Linked DNA regions of Homo sapiens: all the other regions are linked to region 3. A link is a contact called in ENCODE Hi-C or POLR2A ChIA-PET data. All regions are on one chromosome and are shown on one strand. Each heading gives the region's core, a stretch centred on a gene start or an enhancer-like site at or near the end of the contact. The rest is flanking DNA. Distances are from core to core; before and after follow the strand shown. Region 1 holds the start of ACOT12 (acyl-CoA thioesterase 12). Region 2 overlaps SSBP2 (single stranded DNA binding protein 2). Region 3 has its middle 98 kb from the start of SSBP2.

Region 1 (4,502 bases), core at 992-3,491, 460 kb after region 3:
ATCAAGCTGGCTTCACATTCTGCTTATCTTCAAAAATGTCTCTAAACACAAATGAAACTCGACCTTTTATTCAAGCATAATAGTAAAAATCTTTGACACCAGAGAGAAATGGAGGTAACAAATGTTCATGCATGCAGATGACATTTTCATTGTAAAAGGAAGAAAGGGACCATTCAGAAAAACACAAGAATAGTAAAATGAAAATTAGTATGAAACCAACAAAAGATATGAAACCATAATCTGAAGACATCTAAACAGGAGATAATAAAGATAAGAAAACACAGCAGTGAATTTGTGTACCATGTCTGCTTTTAAAGCAACATCTCTAGACAAACACACAAATATACACATGCTGTCCCCTTCAAGAAAATCATTTTGGAAACCCATCCTCTTACACTTATGCGTAAACATTTTTGAAATTTCTTCTTCTTTTTCTTTTTTTTTTTTTTTTTTTTTGAGACTCAAGCTCACTGCAACCTCTGCCTTTTTGGCTCAAGTGATCCTCCTGCCTCAGCCTCCTGAGTAGCTGGGACCACAGGGACACACCACCACGCCCAACTAATTCTTGTATTTTTGGTAGAGAGAGGGTTTCACCATGTTGCTCAGGCTGGTCTTGAACTCCTGAGCTCAAGCAATTTACCTAACCTCAGCCTCCCAAAGTGCTGGGATTATAGGCATGAGCCACTGCGCCTGGCCTAAGTTTCTTTAGTTTATAAGAAACCAAGTATACAACCATACACATAATTCAATATCACCACTTTAGTCACCACTTTTTACCCAAAATAATACAACCCAGCCTAAATGCAAACTTTATTTCCAGTAATTTAATAAACTTCCCAAATATTAATACAGTTCACTCATGTAACTGTCAGCTATTGCTGCATAACAGACAACCCCCAAAATCACAGTGGCACACAACAATAAGTAGTTATGTCTCACTCAAGAGTCTTCATGTCTGCTGGGTTGCTCTGCTTCAGGCTGTGAGTCCTCCGGCTGGCTGAGATGCCTCTGCAATACGTGAATTCAGTCTGGTACCCAGATGCTAATAGGCAGCTACTTGACCTCATGGCAGAGGTCAGATGTTCCTGAGAACAGAAACACGGTGCTTCTAAAGGCAAGACTGGTGGTACACTGCTATCTCTCCACATTCCATTCTTAAGCAAGCCACATGGCCAAGTCCAAGGTCAATAAATGACTCTCACAGAGTTATTGGTAGATGGAGTGAATATATGATAATCTATCAATTCCTAAATTATGATTTCTCAATACAGAAGTCATTAAAAAGGCATTTTCCAAGGAGGAGTGCCAAAAGCGATGTAATAACGTTATCATTGAAATAAGTGTATAGCTACATAATGGGACCATCTTGGATGCACAAGTTTTTGTTTGCTTTTAAAAGTTATTTTAATGCCTTTTATATAAGTCAGACTTCATGCTTGCCTCAGTGAAAACATGCAATTCCTATTTATGATTGGATTGTCCTGAAACCTATACACAGAGGCTCCTAAAAGCTATCAAGTCAACATTTCCTTATTTCTTCACTTTCATTTTAAAAAAAATCTTTTAAAAAGGAAAGAAAAATACCAGAATCTCCATTCTGATGTCGCCATGCTGAGGCTTGGCAAGCCAAAAATATAAGGATGAAAAGGCACCACCAATTCGTGAGAGTCGGCTAGGCTTCTTCGTGCTATTCCGGACAGTCAGGAGCCCTGGGTTCCAGCCAGGTGATCGGGTCGCTTATCGGCTCCTATCACCTCAGCTGCTTGCTCCACTTCTCCGGGTTTCCAGTTCTCCATCGTAAATGTGCTCCCTGGAGCAGCCTCCCCTGACAGTCAGACATCCACCAATCCATTAGATGCTGGAGGTTTTCTGGAGACACTGTTTCCCTAATGAGGACTGCTTTGTACAGTCACTGATAGCAGCTCTAGAAAGTGTAACAGCTTTTTTATCTCAAAAGCTGTTCCTCGCGCTCCGGCTCTCGGGGAGCCGCCTTCCAGACCTGTCTACCCGGGAGCCCCCTCCCCGCGCACTTCCCAGACTTCTCCTGAGACCCGAGAGCGCTGGTTTTCCCCCACTCGCGATAGTCCTGGGATGACAGTGCGGGCCCCCTCACTCGCAGCTCCCACCACCTGGCGGCCAGGGGTTCGCGGCCCGGGCGGGCGGCGCCAGTGCCCTCTGGAGCTGGGCGGGGAGGGCGGGGCGGGCGGAGCGGGCATGGTGGGGTGTCGGGGGCCGCAGGCGTAGCGCTCTCGCCCTGGCCATGGAGCGGCCGGCGCCCGGCGAGGTGGTCATGAGCCAAGCCATCCAGCCGGCGCACGCCACTGCGCGCGGCGAGCTGAGCGCGGGGCAGCTGCTCAAGTGGATCGACACCACCGCCTGCCTGGCGGGTAGGCGGGCGCCGGGGCTGCGGGGAGGCGCGGGACCGGGGCTGCGGGAGCGGCGGCGGCTGGGGGCTGGGGGGGGTAGGAAGGCGAGGAAGGTACTTGCGGAGAGCTGAACCCTGCGCAGCCAGGGATAGGGGTGTTGCAACAGTGCGCCCGCGCTGGGCATGGCCGAGACCGGTGGTTCCCAAATGTGTGGCTCTCGGGACTCCTTCATTCCATTAAACAAGTGAGGAGCCCAGAGAGCTTCTGCGGGGTTTTTTGTTTGTTTGTTTGTTGTTGTTGTTGTTGAGCTCTCTCCCGGGCTGGAGAGCGGTGGCGCCATCAGAGGTCGCTGCAGCCTCGACCTCCTGAGCTAAAGCGATCCTCCCACCTCAGCCTCCAGAGTAACTAGGACCACAGACGCACGCCACCAGGCCCAGCTGACTTTGGGAGTTTTGTTTTGTTTTGCTTTTGTAGAGATGGGGTCTCACTATGTTGCCCAGGCTGGTCTCAAACGCCTGGACTCAAGTGATCCTGAAGTGTTGGGAGGCCCCAGCCTCCCAAAGTGTTGGGATTACAGGCATGAGCCACCGCACCCAGGCAGCTTTTGTTTATGTAGGCTATTTATATCACATTTACCGTAATGGAAATTTAAAATTTTTAATTATTTTTAAAAAAGAAATGGACTACATTGTTAGCATAACATTTTTAATTAAGAAATAACTATTTTCCACAAGAACAAAAGTGTAGCGAGAGGAGTGGTGATAAAGGTTACATCCTGGCGAGTCTCTCTAAGGTCTGGCTAGTGGAGGATTGCTGACTACTCATACCTGCTTCTGCATTCACCCTGCTGCTACCACACCCTTATGTAGTCTCTGGAAAACTCCACTGTGTTCTTGTGACAGAATGACAGTAAAAATGGCAAAAACATTTATTAAGGACTGAATTATATCCCCCACACCACCCACCGAAATTTATACACTGAAGTCCTAACCCCTGGTGTGACTCTATTTGGAGTGAAGAATTAAGGCTAATGAGGTCATAAGAGTGGAATCCTGGTCCCATACAATTAATGTCCTTATAAGAAGAGACACTGGAGAGCTTCTCTCTGCCATGTGAGGCCACAGCAGGAAGACAGCCATCCACAGGCCAGGAAGAGAGCCCTCACTAGGACCTACAATGGGCAAGCACCTCGATTTGGAACTTCCCTGCCTCCACAATTGTGAGAAATCAATGATTCGTTTAAGCCTTTTTTTTTTTTAACAGGATTTGAGATTGGTTATATTAACAATGGAAACATGAATACAAAATTAATCCACACATAGGAAAAAAGAATAATACATAAACCACTGAGGTTGCTAATAATAATGATGCCTGTTTCCAAGGCAACTGAATACATTATGAGACCACTGAAGTGACTTTTAGTTACCTTGCTTAGTGCCTCTGTCTTGTGATGGAGAAACAATGGCCCACCTGCAATTGTCATCATTTCTATGACCTGACATCTTTGGAAACCATGGAAAGATCCAATTGACAATCAATTACTCTATACCTTAATAGTTACATTACTATTAGTAGTATAATATTAATAACTGATAATGTTACTAATATTAAGAAAACCTGTATGATAAAGTTGGTTTGGGCAACATGAATAACGCCTGTGTTAAACACTTTATGGTGACCTGAGGCACCACATAAGCAGGGGACATTATTTAGCCAAGGTGTAACTGAATCTGTGTAGTAATATAAAACTGATTTCTCTGGGATTTTCTCAGAGTTTTTTATAGGCCAGCATTATCTCTTTAGCCACATTACTGCAATCCCAGTCATGGCCCCCAAGGCATTTCTATGACCCCTAGGCACTGCTGGATTCCAAAATGTCTTCTCAATATTTAAAGAAAGATGAAATATTCTCACTATCCTTACTTCTGTCAGTGGCCCCATTATTTTTCCAGTCCCTTAAGTCTAAAGTCTTGAAGCTATCTGAGTAATCCTCTATCTCACACGTCCATGTATTATTTTGGAACATCTCACACACACGGTTTTTTATTTGTGAATCTTTTCCAGGGTTTACTATCTCTGGAGTGGCACCCAACTCATCTAGTTGAGCAAGTCAAAAGTCTAGGAGTCATCCTTGAT
Region 2 (5,154 bases), core at 550-3,049, 310 kb after region 3:
TATGCAGCCATAAAAAAGGATGAGTTCATGTCCTTTGTAGGGACATGGACGAAGCTGGAAACCATCATTCTCAGCAAACTAACACAGGAAAAGAAAACCAAACACTGCATGTTCTCACTCATAAGTGAGAGTTGAACAATGAGAACACATGGACACAGGGAGGGGAACATCACACACCGGGGCCTGTCGGGGTGGGGGGCTAAGGGAGGGATAGCATTAGGAGAAATACCTAATGTAGATGACGGGTTGACGGGTGCAGCAAACTTCCATGGCACGTGTATACCTATGTAACAAACCTGCACGTTCTGCACATGTAATCCAGAACTTAAAGTATAATAAAAAAATTATTGCTAAGAAATGGCAACAATTCTCTGAGCCTTCAGTGAGTCAAAATCTTTTTGCTGTTGGAAGGTCTTGCCTTGATATTGATGGCAGCTGACTGATCAGAGTGGTGGTTGCTGAATGCTGGGGTGGCTGTGGCAGTTTCTTAAAATAAGACAACAATGAAGTTTGCCACATTGAATGACTTTTCCTTTCACAAATGATTTCTCAATAGCATACAATACTGTTTGATGGCATTTGACCCACAGTAGAACTTCAAAATTGGAGTCAGTTTTAGTCTTAAACCTTGCCGCTGCTTTATCAACTCAGTTTATGTAATATTCTAAATCTTTTGTAATCGTTTCAGCAGTGTTCATAGCATCTTCACCAGTAGATTCTATCTCAAGAAACCACTCTCTTTGCTCATCCATAAGAAGCAACTCATCTGTCAAGTTTGATATCGTGAGATTGGCAGCAATTCAGTCACATCTTCAGGCTCCACTTGTAATTCTTGTTCTCCCTCTATTTCCACTACATTTGCAGTGACTTCTTCCACTCAAGTCTTGAACCCCTTAAAGTCATCCACAAGGGTTGGAATCAACTACTTCCAAACTCTAGTTTATGTTACTATTTTAATCTCCTCCCGTGAATCACAAATGTTCTTAATAGCATCTAGAATAATGAATTCTTTCCAGAAGGTTTTCTATTTACTTTTTCCAGACCCATCGAAGGATTCACTATTTGTGGCAGTTAAAGCCTTATGAAATATATTTCTTAAATAATAAGTCTTGAAAGTCAAAGTTACGCCATGATCCATGGGCTGCAGAATAGATATTGTGTTTGCAGTCAGGAAAACAACATCAGTCTCCTTGTATATCTTCATCAGAGCTCTTGGGTGACTAGATGCATTGTCAATGAACAGCAGAGGACTTCCGTGTAGCAGGTCTCAACAGTGGGCTTCAAATATTCGGTAAACCATTCTGTGAACAGATGTGCTGTCACCCAGGCTTTGTTGTTCCATTTATAGAACACAGGCAGAGTAGATTTAGTGTAATTCTGAAGGGCCATAGGATTTTCAGAATGGTAAATGAGCATTGGCTTCAGCTTAAAGCCCCCAACTGCATTAGCTGCTAACAAGAGAACCAGCCTAACAAGAGAATCAGCCTTTGAATATTTGAAAGCATGCATTGACTTCTGCTCTTTAGCTATGAAAGTTCTACATGGCATCTTTCAATAGAAGGCTGTTTCATCTACACTGAAAATCTGTTGTTTGGTATAACCACCATAATCAGTGATCTTAGCTAGATCTTCTGGATAACTTGGTGCAGCTTCTACATCAGCACTTACTGCTTCACTGTGCACCGTTTTGTTCTAAAGACAGCTTCCTTCCTTAAACTTCATGAACCAGTTTCTGCCAACATCAGACTTTTTGTCTGCTGCTCTCTTACCACTCAATTGAAGAGACTTAGGGCCTTGCTCTGTATTCGGCTTTGGCTTAAGGAAATGTTGTGGCTGGTTTGATCTTCTATCCACATCACTAAATCTTTCTCTGTATAAACAGTAAGGCTGTTTTGCTTTCTTATCATCTGTGTTTCACTGGAGTAGCACTTTTAATTTCCTTCAAGAACTTTTCCTTTGCATTCACAACTTGACTGTTTGGTACAAGAGGACTAGCTTTCGGCCTATCTTGGCTTTTGACGTGCCTTACTCACTGAGCTTGATCATTTTTAGCTTTTGATTTAGAGTGAGAGATGTGCAACTTTTTCCTTTTACTTGAAACACTTAGGGGCCATTATAGGGTTATTAATTGGCCTAATTTTAATATTATTGTCATTTTTAGCTTTTGTTTTAAAATGGGAGAGTGCAACTTTTTCCTTTTGCATGAACACTTAGAGGCCGTTATAATTTCAATATTGGCCTAATTTCAATATTGTTGTGTCTCAGGGAATAGGGAAGCCTGAGGAGAGGGACAGAGATGGGGAACAGCCAGTAGGTAAAGCACTCAGAACACACCCATCTATGGATTATGTTTGTCTTGTATGGGTGTGGTTCACGGTGTCCTACAATAGTAACATCTGAGATCACTGATAACAGATAATCGTAACAGATATAATGATAAAGTATTACAAGAATTACCAAATGTGACAGACCTGAATGAGCACATGCTGTTGGATAAATGATGAATGGAGACTTGTTCAAGGTATGGTTGCCACAAACCTTGAATTTGTAAAAACAAACAATAACAAAAACAACCACAATATCTGTGAAGTGCAATAAAGTGAGGTATGTCTCTATTCAGTGATGATGGGTTTTTTTAATCCCAGAATAAGCTGTCTCCTGTTTCTCATGATGGTCACTGAAATTTTGAAATGTCTTTCTAGAGTTAAGGATGCCACCTGTGGCCTAGTTGCAGAACAGACAAATTCATATGAGAATTGTCTCAGGTCTCATCAGCATTGTCTTCAGTCCAACTCAAAGCCTCCACCCCCATAAGAAGAAAAATAGGTCATCAGTAGTTAAGAAGATTTTTAGGTAAGTTAACCTTTAGATGTTCATCACAGAAATCCCCCCCAAAAATTTGGATTTTATTAAGCAATAAAGTCAGACAAGCCCAGTGAGATCAGAGCACGTTAAGGATATTAATCACAATCCCTCACTTTTTTGGAGAAAGTCAACTAACGAAATTTTTAAATGTTTCAAAATTCCTTTTAGAAAATGAATCTAATCTTTCCTAAAACAGAAATCAATTGCTACAATTTTTTTTTTTTTTGAGACAGAGTCTTGCTCTGTTGCCCAAGCTGGAGTGCAGTGTTGTGATCTCAGTTCACTGCAACCTCCGCCTCCTGGGTTCAAGCAATTCTCCTAGCTGGGATTACAGGCGAGCACCACCACACCCTGATAATTTTTTGTATTTTTAGTAGAGATGGTGTTTCACCATGTTAGCCAGGATGGTCTTGATTTCCTGACCTCATGATCCGCCCTCCTTGGCCTCCCAAAGTACAATATTTTTAAGATATAGCAACACATACTGTTTCAGTACCACAATATCTGAAAATAAGGTAATTTTTCCTGTCCTGTGATAGAGTTAAGCGCATAGGTGAAGTTTTTAAAAAGATCTTGTTTGCTTTCAAGTTTTGGCAATTGTGAATAAAGCTACTGTAAACATCTATGTGCAAGCTTTTGTATGGACTTGGTTTTCAACTCCTTTGGCTAAATACCAAGAAGAGCAACTGCTGAATCTTATGGTAAGAATATATTTAGTTTTTTAAGAAGTTACTGGGGCCTATCAGGTGGGTGGAGGTTGGGAGGAGAAAGGGGATCAGGAAAAATAACTAAGAGGTACTAGGCTTAATACCTGGGTGATGAAATAACCTGTACAACGAACCCCCATGACACAAGTTTACCTATCTAACAAACCTGTATGTGTACCCCTGAGCTTAAAATAAAAGTTAAAAAAAGAAGTTACCAGATTTTCTTCCAAAGTGGTTGTATCTTTTGCATTTTGAAGGAGAGTTCCTGTTGCTCCATATCCTTACCAGCATTTATGTTGTAATTGATCTACATATTGGCCATTCTAATATGCATATAATGGAATCTCGTTTTAATTTGCATTTCCCCAATAACATATTATGTAGGACCTCTTTTCATATGCTCATTTGCCATCTGTATATCTCCTTTGCTGAGATATCTGGGTCTTTGGTCCATTTTTATTGGGCTGTTTATTATTATTGCATTTTTAAAAGTTGTTTGTATATTTTTGTAACAGTTATTTATCAGATATGTCTTTTGCAAATATTTTCTCCCAGTCTGTGGCTTGTCTTCTCACTCTCTTGACAATGTATTTTACAGAGCAGAAGTTTTTTAATTCTAATGAAGTCCATGTTATAATTTTTTTTTCATGGAATCATGCCTTTGGTATTGTATCTTAAAGGTCATCTTGATTTTATTATATGTTATTATCTAGAAGTTTTATAGTTTTGCATTTTACTTGTATGTCTGTGGTCCATTTTGATGTAATTTTTCTAAAGGGTGTAAGGTCTGTGTTTAGATTCATTTTTCTCTTTTTGCATGTGGATATCCCTGTTTTCTAGCAACACTTGTTGAAAAGGCTGTCTTTTCTCCATTCTAGTACCTTTGCTCTCTTGTCAAAATTCAGTTGACTATATTTATATGGGTCTATTTCTGGCCTCTCTCTTCTGTTCCATTGACCTATTTGTCTATTTTTCCTTCCAATACCGTATTATCTTGATAACTGTTGCCTTATAGTCAGTCCTCCAAATTTGTTCTCCTTTTTTATTGAACTATTTTGGATCTTTTACCTATTCATATAAACTTTACAATTTGTTCATCAATAGCGACGAAATAAGTTCGTTGTATTTTTATTGGGATTGTATTGAATCTATAGGTCACATCAGGAAGAACTGACATCTTGACAATATTGAGATATTGAGTCTTCCTATTCATGAACATAGAATATCTCTCCATTTATTTAGTTCTTTGATTTCTTTCACATCAGCATTTTGTAGCTTTCCTCATGTAAAATTTTATACATAATTTTATTAGATTTATACCTAAGTATTTCATCTTTTGGGGTAATAATGTAAATAGTGCTGTGTTTTTTTATGTCAAATTTTGTTTGTTCTTTGGTGGCTTATAGAAAATCAATTGGCTTTTGTATATCAACCTTGTATCCTGACACCTTACTGTAATTACTTATCATCACTCTCTTCTTGATTGCATGGTTTCTGATAATTCAGATGTAATTTTTAACTTAGTTTCTCCATCAGTAAGGGGTGTGTGTGTGTGTGCGTTATCTCTGGCTTCTTTCAGGAT
Region 3 (4,498 bases), core at 634-3,133:
AGACTGACAGCCGGGGTCAAGAAACAGCTGTTGAAGTTAATGTTTCTTCCTCCCACTTCGTCTGATGGTTGTGCCCTGCCAAGACAAAGTGAGAGGCACTGCCTGGTGGCTTCTTTAAACAGACATGCATTTAGCCAAAAAGGGTTGGGGTGGGGGTATATTTTCCTGCTTAACATACAATCTGATCAGAAATGCAACAGCATGTGCCTTTCAACTTGTGCTGATTACTTGCTGAAAAGATGCTGTAGCTTTTAGTTTTGAACACTTTGAGCATTGGGGGCGGGGATGGCGGGAGACTTAGTGGTTGACACTTTCCATGTTTTGGTAAAGGGGCTAAAATTTTAAACCTTCCTCCCTCTGATCCACCTCTGGCCCTCTAAGAAAGATAGAATGGCCTGGGGGAGGGAGAAAAGAGTTGCATTCCTTTGCAAGGTTTAAGTCACATTTCAAAATTCAAATCATTATGCAGAACAAGGGCTTGCCTAGAGCTAGGCAAACTGTTTTTATTTGGAGATGACCTAGGCCAAACCTTGGAGAGTGCTGGAGCTCCTGGTGGCTTTCTCCACACTAGGCCTGTGTCGTCTCTCCTTTCCCAATCCAACTCCTTTTCCCTTACTCAGAGGGCATATTCTAGGGGGAAGCTGCCCTGTTCTTTGTGCTGCCTTCTCCAGGTGAAGGCTGATGTTAACACTGCTCTTCCTCCCCTTAGCGTTTTAGAGCCCCTGTGAACTGCTGAGAGGCCCCTTGGGATTGTCCTCCAGAGTTTCCCTCTCCTAACTGAGCATCTCCCAGGCATCTAGCCCTCTGTCGTGGGGGTGGGTGGACGGGAACTCTATTCCTTCCACATCAGAGAGCTTAACCACTCTTCCAACCCACCCATTCTCCTTTGGGAGTGCCGGGCTCATTTGGCCTCTCTCAGATGAAATCATATGAAGACATAAAAGGCCTTCCCTCTCCACCACCAGGTTATCCTGTCACCACATCGCAATGCAGTGCCATCACAAAGTGATATTGCATCAGGCCCAAGGATATTTTAGGAAGCTCTCAAGCTGGGTCCAACAAGCCTTCCATGCAGGCATCAGGACCACACTGCCAAATTCAAGGCTGCAGAGCTGCTGGGCAGGTGTCAGTGATGTCCTCTCTAGTCTCAGCTATTCTCTTCTCTATTCTCTACTCCACCTCCCCCACCTGCATGCCTTCCACCAGGCAGGTCCACTTTCAGACTCCCCCAATACTCTCTTTGCCCAGCTCCCAGAGGCCACTACTTTTGCTTTTCCTCCTGTTTTCTTTGCAAAGTGTTCCAGCACACCTTCTGATGTATTTCCTGTTTTTCTGCCTATCATGGTCACTCACTGAAACCTTAATTAATATTTGCTCATATTAACTGTAAATCAACTAAATTACACTTGGAGCTGCAATGGCTGCAGCACACACAGTCTCCAATTTGGGTGTCTGCATGCCACAGGCCTCCCCAACTTGTTGGACTTGGGTGAACTTTTCTCATTCCCTCAGACTCTGGATCTCCCAGCTTGGTTGGCACAAGGGCAGCGGCCAAGAATCCAGGCACCACCCTCAGCAAGTGCCCCTTCTCTGAGTCCTGCTAATGCAATCCAGCAGCCAATTGACTTAAATTCCTTCCGCTTTATTGTTCTCCATCCTCAGAGAGGCCAATCTCAGCATCTAGCGGGGCTGTGAGGCAGACCTCCTCTGATCCTGGAGTTGTAATCCCCCACTGCTGGCTCCTGCAGTTTTATTACAGCCTCCTTTTTTTCTAAGATTGACAGATATAAACCTCCAGTGTGGAGGCCTGCAACAGCACCCTTAAAGGCTTCTTTGTGTAGAAATGTAACCTTAGGGCAAAGTCGGCCCAGCTCCAGGAAGGGCACATTATCCTGCTACAGGGAAGTACTGTGCTGAGACAGACCTGGAGATTTCTTCTAATGGCTGGGGACCTGGGAACCTCCCAGGGACAATACCTTCTTCCTCTAAGTAGAATATAGGCTTGTCTAATTTTACTGGGAGTGGGAATGGGGGTGGGGGACATTGAAGGGAAGGGGATGCTGGAAGAGACCTGTAATGACTGTTCAGGGAACTCCACATGCAATTGGAAGAAACAGATATCCTTTTTTTCAGGGAGCGGGTCTCTAAATGCAACCACTTATGAAGCCCCCATGAGTGGAAGCACTGTCCGAGTCAGAGGGAGTTAGCACCATTTGCTTCTCTTGGAGCTGATGCTACGGTTTCCATTCCCAAGCAGAATGGCTTTGGATCATTTAGAGGATCTGATCTCTTTAGGCAGGTGTTGGGTTAGACACATTATTCCAAAAGCAAGGGTGAAAAGGTGCAGAATCTTAATTTACCATGCAGGATTATAGTCAGATTTAAATCAGGTAGAATCATTAAGGGATTTAGAGCCAGAGTCTTTTTCCAAAGAGAAAAAGGACTGAATAATTCTCTTTCGTTGAAGTATAGTGAGGTCAGGAGTGTAGCATCTTACGCTTGGGGTTTTCTTCCTCTAGCTTTAAAAGGTTGGCTTATACTTTCAGTCAGTCAATTAGAACAGTAATAGAGTATCAAATGTATATGATTAGGCATTAACTTCCATATAGACTAGTGCAAAAACTAAGAGATGAAGGTGTGTACCTGTCATTACAAAGGGCCCCCTATGGGAACTGGGACGGCACCTTGGTTAAGGGACAAGTGAGATGCAGCTAGTTAGAAAAGATGAATTTGGAATCAGGAGAGGTAAGAAACACATGAATACAATTTCTATGGAATCTAGTTGAGATGTGGGTGTTGAGTCCTACAGCTCCAGGAGCTGGAGTTACTAGTATAGAGAGGTTAACACAATGCTTTTAGTCAAAGTTTTTGAAATACATATTCTCACAGAGTCAAGAACATGGACAGTGCAGGAAATGGAAAGGAGAAGATATCTTCAGATGGTATTTGAGATTACAGAATGTGGACAGAAATAAAAATACATATGCAATTATTTTTCCCCTTCCCTTTTCCTCCTAAATCTAGGCAGGAGTTTAACTTTGGATTGAAAGGCTCCCTGTTGTTCTTCCTCCTCTAGCTTCTCCTCTAGTTACCCCATCCACACTCCAGTTCTGGTTTTGAGCAGAACTGCAATTGTCCTTTGTACGGAATTGCATGAAATCCTGTGCTGGTTTTCTAATGTGGGAAAATGTCTACTAGGGAGGCTAAGACCACCAAACTAGTTTCATTATAACCCAAGGTACACTTAAATCCAGCCCTTCAGTGGTGGGCAACTGGCCCAGCAAAGTCTTCCTCTATAGTACTCATTAAAATGTTATTTACATTTTACAATATGGTCCCAAGCCATAAGTCGGGATTTTATCTTGGCAAATAGAAAAGAATACTCTTGTGACACCTGGGCCTGCAAAGTTTTAACTTATACGATGGACCCGTTGGTGATTTGCAAAACAAGATCACAGCATTTGAGAATGAGACCTTCATCCCATTTTGGTTCAGAGAAGTGAGGAAAAGGGAGGAATAAATGAAAAACATATGATCACAAATTTAAACTTATCAGCCAAATACATATTAAATTTACCTACCTCTTAAAAGTGGATTTAATGTGTGTCAAAAGTACAAAATGAACAACTGAAGAAAGCACATTTTATACTTTAGTCCTGAACCTACAGCAAAGGTAGAAAGTCTTCATAACTACACCCATTCTCTTTGCCTTAGAACTCTCATTCACATGACCAGATTCATTCCAGATCAACAACAGTACCACTAATCCCAGTCTCTTTTCGGTAAACCAAACTGTCTGAATTCTTACCTCAACAAGTCAAATTAAATTAACATTTTAATGATATGTTTCTGCCATTGTTCATGCTTCATAAAGTAACTTGCTTTATTTGACTCAAGGCAACAAGGCTAAACAAGCAGTTTTAAAAAATGGATCTTTGCCAGGTCTGGAAATTCAGTTTCCTTGAGTTCTTCTGAGACAGCAAAGATTCTTCAGAGACTATAAGCCCAACTGTACAATGCTACCACATTTCCAAGACTACCATTAAGAATTACAGATAGCACCAGTTATAAGAACAATTTTTTGCAACATCCTCATGAAGTCTAAATGAAAATCAGAGGCCATTTCTCAAATGGCAATAGGCCAAACATCTAAGGCCTCTGGAGATGCTTGACATCTTGCCATGTGTCATCACAATCAAATCCTGGGTGGGGTATTCTCATCTGAGTTTCACTGACTACCAGTAAGGGGCATGTGCAGAATAATAAATGATTCAATGATTAGTGCTCCAGTTAGAACCTAATGTGCCTAATAACATTCCAGGGAAGAGAGGATGGGAAATATATATCAAAGATGGCTTCAGCTCTTCGCCTGTCAACAGCCTGGTGATAGCGGGTTGGGGAGCCACCTTAATTCAGTGGTTTGTATGATTCTGGCATTATTGTGATTGCTATGTGGAACTCTCAGCTGAAAACAATTGAGTCCTTTCTCATCTGCAGA

Evidence for each region. A loop is a pair of places that touch in the nucleus more often than their neighbours do. ChIA-PET counts read pairs that join two places held with the same protein, here RNA polymerase II (POLR2A). Pooled maps may share reads with other maps.
Region 1: POLR2A ChIA-PET joins it to region 3 with 12 read pairs in WTC11. The contact joins the promoter of ACOT12 here to the enhancer-like site in region 3. POLR2A ChIA-PET finds 5 or more read pairs at or near these places in 3 of 52 experiments (WTC11 and activated naive CD4-positive, alpha-beta T cell).
Region 2: a map of CD4-positive, alpha-beta T cell shows a loop between it and region 3 (3-fold over the local background). The contact joins two enhancer-like sites. A Hi-C loop is called at or near these places in 1 of 168 maps with a recorded cell type or tissue (CD4-positive, alpha-beta T cell) and 6 of 50 pooled maps. POLR2A ChIA-PET finds 5 or more read pairs at or near these places in 3 of 52 experiments (AG04449, CD4-positive, alpha-beta T cell and OCI-LY7).

Annotation. Positions count from the first base shown.
Region 1 is chr5:81,391,873-81,396,374 of GRCh38, reverse strand. It overlaps ACOT12 (acyl-CoA thioesterase 12), which reads left to right and starts at 2,241. Exons shown (of 15, transcript NM_130767.3): 1 at 2,241-2,387. The coding sequence starts at 2,261.
Region 2 is chr5:81,534,941-81,540,094 of GRCh38, reverse strand. The region is part of intron 4 of SSBP2 (single stranded DNA binding protein 2); the gene reads left to right. Among named protein-coding and RNA genes, the nearest start is that of ACOT12, 140 kb to the right of the region's middle. Within about 2 kb of position 1,799, at least 3 of the 41 ENCODE cell types and tissues checked have a DNase peak (open chromatin) inside an H3K27ac peak, as active enhancers do.
Region 3 is chr5:81,847,181-81,851,678 of GRCh38, reverse strand. No RefSeq gene overlaps it. Among named protein-coding and RNA genes, the nearest start is that of SSBP2, 98 kb to the right of the region's middle. Within about 2 kb of position 1,883, at least 4 of the 41 ENCODE cell types and tissues checked have a DNase peak (open chromatin) inside an H3K27ac peak, as active enhancers do.